Linked DNA regions of Homo sapiens: region 2 is linked to region 1. A link is a loop called in an ENCODE intact Hi-C map of the cell type or tissue named here. Cell type or tissue: prostate gland. All regions are shown on one strand. Each heading gives the region's core, and the rest is flanking DNA. Links, peaks and the distances in the headings are about the cores only.

The links. Hi-C counts contacts between places; a loop is a spot of excess contacts. Peaks named below come from ENCODE experiments on the same cell type or tissue, not always from the same donor. Only the 100,000 strongest peaks of a DNase experiment are listed, where the experiment ranks them.
Region 2: a loop joins it to region 1, with 4 times the contacts of the local background. A loop is called at or near these places in 11 of 110 quality-filtered maps.

Annotation. Positions count from the first base shown.
Region 1 is chr2:127,507,608-127,510,520 of GRCh38, forward strand. All of the region lies in intron 2 of IWS1 (interacts with SUPT6H, CTD assembly factor 1), which reads right to left. Among named protein-coding and RNA genes, the nearest start is that of IWS1, 17 kb to the right of the region's middle. In prostate gland, for the core only: no CTCF peak of the experiment used is centred there; a DNase peak (open chromatin) is centred at 1,274; H3K27ac peaks cover 617 bases.
Region 2 is chr2:127,694,760-127,697,672 of GRCh38, forward strand. No RefSeq gene overlaps it. Among named protein-coding and RNA genes, the nearest start is that of SFT2D3, 5.3 kb to the right of the region's middle. In prostate gland, for the core only: a CTCF peak has its summit at 1,121; a DNase peak (open chromatin) is centred at 1,122; H3K4me3 peaks cover 431 bases.

The DNA of each region.
Region 1 (2,913 bases), core at 132-2,631:
AAGTTTACTTTAGCCACACTTCATAATTTAAAAGAATGCAGATGGAAAATTTAACTATCTAGATTGTAAGCTCTAGGAAGGCAGACATATTTTGGTTTGTTTTCCTGAGGTATCCTCAGAGTGCAGAATGGTCTCCAGAACATACACACACTAGGTAGAGTTCGAGCATTCCTAATCTGAAAATTCAGACAACTCCAAAATCTGAAACTTCTTGAGCACTGACATGACACCACAAGTGGAAAATTCCACACATAAGCACCCAACACAAACTTTGTTTCATGTGAAAAATTATTTAAAATAATGTGTAAAATTACCTTCCAGCTATGTATATAAGACACATGAATTTCGTGTTTAGACTTGGGTTCCATCGCCAAAATAGCTCACTCTGTATAAGTAAATATTCCAAAACTCGAAAAAATTCTAAATCCAAAACACTTCTGATTTGAAGCATTTTGGATAAGGGATACTCAACGTGTATTTGTTAAATGAGTAATAAAGGCCTTAAGTGGGAATAACATAAGGTGAGGAAAAATTAATCCAACAAGAATGTATTTCATGTCTACTACGTGCAAGACACCAAGAATCCAGGCGGAGTATGTCACAGGGCCTGACCTTAAGAGCTGCTGTCTGATGAGGAGCCAGCCAAGCATACTGTAACAGTATAGTGTGACATGCACTATTCACAAAGTATGTATATGATATTTCAAAAGTGTACTGGAAGTGCATCTATATGAAACTGAGCTGCAAAAAAAAGGTGTGCAGACAACAGGCATGTTTGCATGCAGTTTGTGATGGCTGAGTTAAGACGGGAGGGTGGGGAGAGGCATACAGTACCAGCAGAGGCAATTAAAGCAGGAGGCAAAAAGGAAAATTATAATTGGCTTTTGGAATGCTCTCCATGATATATCCATCACATAACTCTAACACCATTTCTATGTGTGACTTGATTTATTTTAGTTGAAACTACAGAAATCATCTCTAGCTAAGTCCAGAAAAAAAGAACAATCTTCTCAGGATCAAAGTCAGTTGAATGACTAAACACTTGGGAAGGTTAAGTACCAACGCAGCACAGAGAGCTTAGAAAAGGGAACTCAAGGATCATTTTACTAGAGTACCATCAGTAACATGACTCAGCTATACCCTGTCTAGAACCTAAATTATAAATCCCCAAGAGAGATGACTTAACTGGCCAAGGCAATATTAGAAACTGTGACTCAATCAGTTACAGCTGGATCGGGGCACAGCACTGGGAGTCACTCCCAAAGAAGTGAGAGACACTGGGCAGTCATCCAAAACTCACCCGCTACACTCTACCCCAGATTTCCTGACACATGGTGTAGCATTCCAAAACAAACCCTTACAAGGACACTGCATAAGACAATGATTGTAAAATTTAGGAATCCTCATGAATTTTTTATGAGTTTCACGAAAACATAGCATTATGTATGGCATGACAGGGCAAAAAAGGGGAGAAATCACTACAGTAAAGAAGTACTAGTTTAATAGACTCGAGCTAAAGAATACACTTAGACAACACCACCACAGAATTTGGGACGAGTATGCTGGAAATTATACAGTTAAGCTTAAAAGTTATCAAAACAATATCCAAAGTTTTTAGAGTGGTTTTGGCAATTAAATTGCAAGCTTAAAAAAAATCCAAAAGACAGTTTTTTAAAAGTCAGATGAGTACAACAAACCAACAGTTGAAACTGACATTTAATGTCATTTCTAAAATAATGTAACACATTTCCTAGTTGTAATGGTAAAAGAAATTGAGCACTCAGAAGGTCCTTAGATGCTTTAGAAACATCTATAATGCCGCCGGGCGCAGTGGCTCACGCCTGTAATCCCAGCACTTTGGGAGGCCGAGGTGGGCAGATCACGAGGTCAGGAGATTGAGACCATCCTGCCTAACATGGTGAAACCCTGTCTCTACGAAAAATGCAAAAAATTAGCTGAGTGTGGTGGCGCACTCCTGTAGTCCCAGCTACTTGAGAGGCTGAGGCAGGAGAATCACTTGAACCCAGGAAGCGGAGGTTGCAGTGAGCCAAGATCGTGCCACTGCACTCCAGCCTATGTGACAGAGCAACACTCCATCTCAAAAAAAAAAAAAAAAAAAAAAAAGCCATCGATAATGCCTCATACCTCCTTCTTAGCCATCATTCACACTGCAGTTATAAATCACTGGTTATCCATCATAATAAACAATCTTGTTTATCTCAGTCTACAAAGAATAACCACACTTCTTATGACCAGGGCCACAATACACAGAGAGATAACTGACATTCTTAAACTGCAAAGTAAATAAAACTGCTATAAATCAAATAATAATTTGTAAAGTATTCAAATTTCAAAGTATTATATCGTCAAATGGAAACGTGTATAGACCCAAATAACTCAGGACACTTTGTTTCTTCTTTACTGGTGAGAAGTGTCAAACTCAAAGTACTTGATGTTGCATACTACTCTACCATTATAAACTGGTAAAATGCTCAACACTAAACCACACAGTACATTCCATGAGGAAATATCTATAGGACCATTTTCAAAAACATGTTTCACGGGACCTTAGTTCCAGAAGATATAGCTGAAACTATCATACTGGACTTTGTCAATGCGTATCAGTTTAATGAGCATGAAAGAATCTGAGAAACCCTGCAGTAAAATACATAATGCTGTCAATCCAATGTAGTTCCTGGAGTGTTGCAACACTCTGAGAAACTCCCAAGCACACACTTAATATAATGAAGCTATAAACCAGAATGTCCCTTGTGTCCCCTGTCTATCAAAAGTTGGTTGATCTTAGAATAAGAGTCAGAAACAAAGGCACTCCTGATGAATACCAGAAAAAAAAATTCTACACAAAGCTTGTTTTTTGTTTGTTTGGTTTGTTTTGTCTTTTTGAGACAAGGT
Region 2 (2,913 bases), core at 99-2,598, 190 kb after region 1:
TTGGCCAGGATGGTCTTGATCTCTTGACCTCGTGATCCGCCCACCTCGGCCTCCCAAAGTGCTGGGATTACAGGCGTGAGCCACTGCATCTGGCCATGACAATAAAGTATTTAAATGTTTATTTAAAATCAACAGAGAAGGAAAATAATTGTACAGAAATTAGCCCTTTCTAAATGAGTTTTTTCTTTCCTTTTTTTTTTTTTTTTTTTTTGATTTAGGGTCTCCCTCTGTCGCCCAGGCTGAAGTGCAGTGGTTAAGATCTAGGCTCACTGCAGCCTTGACTTCCCCAGCTCAAGCAACCCTCTCGCCTCAGCCTCTGCAGAAGCTGGGACCACAGGCGCGCGCCACTGTGCCCGGCTAATTTCTTGTATTTTTGTAGAGACGGGGTTTCATCATGTTGGCCAGGCTGGTCTTGAACTCCTGGGCTCATGACCTGCTGGCTTCAGCCTCCCAAAGTGCTGAGATTACAGGCGTGAGTCACTGCGCCTGGCCCATAGCTGTTTTTATTAAGCCAAAAATATTAACCCAGTCACATTTGTCTAAATAACAAGATTTTGAATTCTTAAAACATTTCTGAGTCAGTTTTTATGAAAATAATTTTCCTTTTTGACCATTAACATATTAGAAGTTACATTTCCCCAACTTCTGAAAAATTCGGGACTATTCCATTTATATAAGGTGCTTATTTATCTCTAAGGCTATCAGAACAGGGCCCCTTTAGCGATTTTAAATCTAATCTAGCGGGGTAGGGCTGCAGCCAAAAGCACGTGAGAGCGGCCCGCGGCCGGCGGGGTCCCGGGACAGGCCCGCGCGGGGCCGAGGTGCCAGGGCCCCCAGAGAGCGGGACGGGCGGTGCCAACTGGACAAGCCGACGCTACGAAGGCCTGAGGGACAGCGAGGCATCCTGGGAGGCGCCCTGGCTCAGACGCTCCTGTGGGAGGGCGTCTGCGTCCTCAGTTTCCCCAGGACGCGTAAGGAGAAAACCGGGGGAGGGCCCCGCACGCCGCTGCCCCCCCACGTCCAAGAGCCCGACCGTTCGCCCGCGCCCCTCGAGGAGTCTGCCCATCCCCAGCAGCACGCGAGCGCCGCCAGCGCTCCCTGGGCACCCGCTCGCACTCAAGTGCAGGCAGCGTGGTGACAATGCCAACTGCGCCCCCTATCTCTGACAGGCTCCAGAGGGGCAGTGGGAATACAGTAGCTACATGTGGCTATGATAAATATATATTAATAGTATATTATGTATGTTACATATAATAATGTGGGTACATTATGATGTTTTAAATATAATTCAATATAAATAATGAATTAACTAAAGTTAATTAAAATTTAAAATTCAGTTCCTCAGCTGCCCCGCAGGTGCAGAGGCTACATGTGGCTGCTGGTCACTGCCTTGGCCGGAGCACCTCCCTCAGTGCAGAAGCTCTATGAGCCAGTGGCCACGGAGAGGCTCTGCTGCCCCAAGGTCGGGGGGACAGGAGACATCATTTTGTGGCAAGTGCTTTGGCACTGTGCCTGAGGAAGATCACCAGGGCCAGGCGACCAACCCAGACAGTGACTGAGCCATGATGAATCAGCCTGGTGAGCCAACATTTGCCACAAAGCCTGAGCCACCCAACTTGAGGTCACCCGGAAAAGCCAAGGCAATGAAGACAGTGACAGGGGCTGGGAAGCAGGACTCAAAGAAATGAGACTTGAGAAGACCATCACCACGCAAGCAGTTAGGTATTCTTTTAAAAATTAGTAAATAAAAGAAGAAACTATAACTGCGAGACCAGCGCATACTGGGCCTACCTTGTTGATGACAGAATGTCGCATTGCTTTGTAGGTACAACAGAGCCAAAACTGCAAGCCATGTTGCCCAGGCATGCACAATGGAACAAGCTTTGACCTCTAACAATACCCAGAACCAATGACTCCTCCCCTCGGAACAAAGAAGACCAGGACAGGACTGGAACCTGAACATGGAAATCTTTCAGAAGCAGGGATGCGTCAGCCTGGGAGACTGGGGCCCAAATCTACCTTGACAAACCTTTCCATAAATCGTTAAATTTGAAGCCCGCCAATCAGACCCTGCCAAGCCAACACTGCTCAATCACTTCCCTTGCCCTCTGATCCCTTAAAGCTTACCCCAGACCTCAAACTGGGGAGACAGATTTGAGCCCCACTCCTGCCTCCTTGCTTGTCAGTTTTGCAATGAAACCTTTCTTTTCTCAAAAGCTGCTGCCAGTGTTACTGGTTTCGCTGTGCCTTGAGCAGTGAGCCCATTTGTTTGATAACAAAACTCCTCAAGGCATTGGCAATGTCACCAGTCAGTGACAGGGCTGTGTGGGCCCTGAGGACTGACCTGGAGGAAGGGGATGCTTGGGAGAGGGAGGGGAAGGAGCAGTAGACAGAGGTCCACCCAGCAGAGAGCCCAGGCTCAGCAAAGCCACAGAAGAAGGGAGTCTCCAAACTGCTAGGTCCAGAGGGACCCCACAGAGCATCGGGGAGAGCCACAGGGGCGTAAGGCAGGGCCTAGAAGGCTGGGTGGCAGGCAGGGAATTAGAATTTAATCTGTAGGAAATAAGGAGCCACTGAAGAATAGTAGATAAAGAGGACATTACTAGATTTCAGTTTTGAAAGGGGGCACTGGTGGGCCTGGTGCGGTAGCTCATGCCTGTAATCCCAGCACTTTGGGAGGCTGAGGTGGGCGGATCACTTGAGCTCTGAAGTTGGAGACCACCTGCACCATCTGTGGAAACCCCGTCTACAGGCAGGCGCCTGTAATCTCAGCTACTCCAGAGGCTGAGGTGGGAGAATCGCTTGAACCCGGGAGGCGGAGTTTGCAGTGAGCCAAGATCGCACCATTGCATTCCAGCCTGGGCAGCAGAGCAAGATCCTGTCTCAAAAATGAGGGGGTGGTTGGCGCTAGCT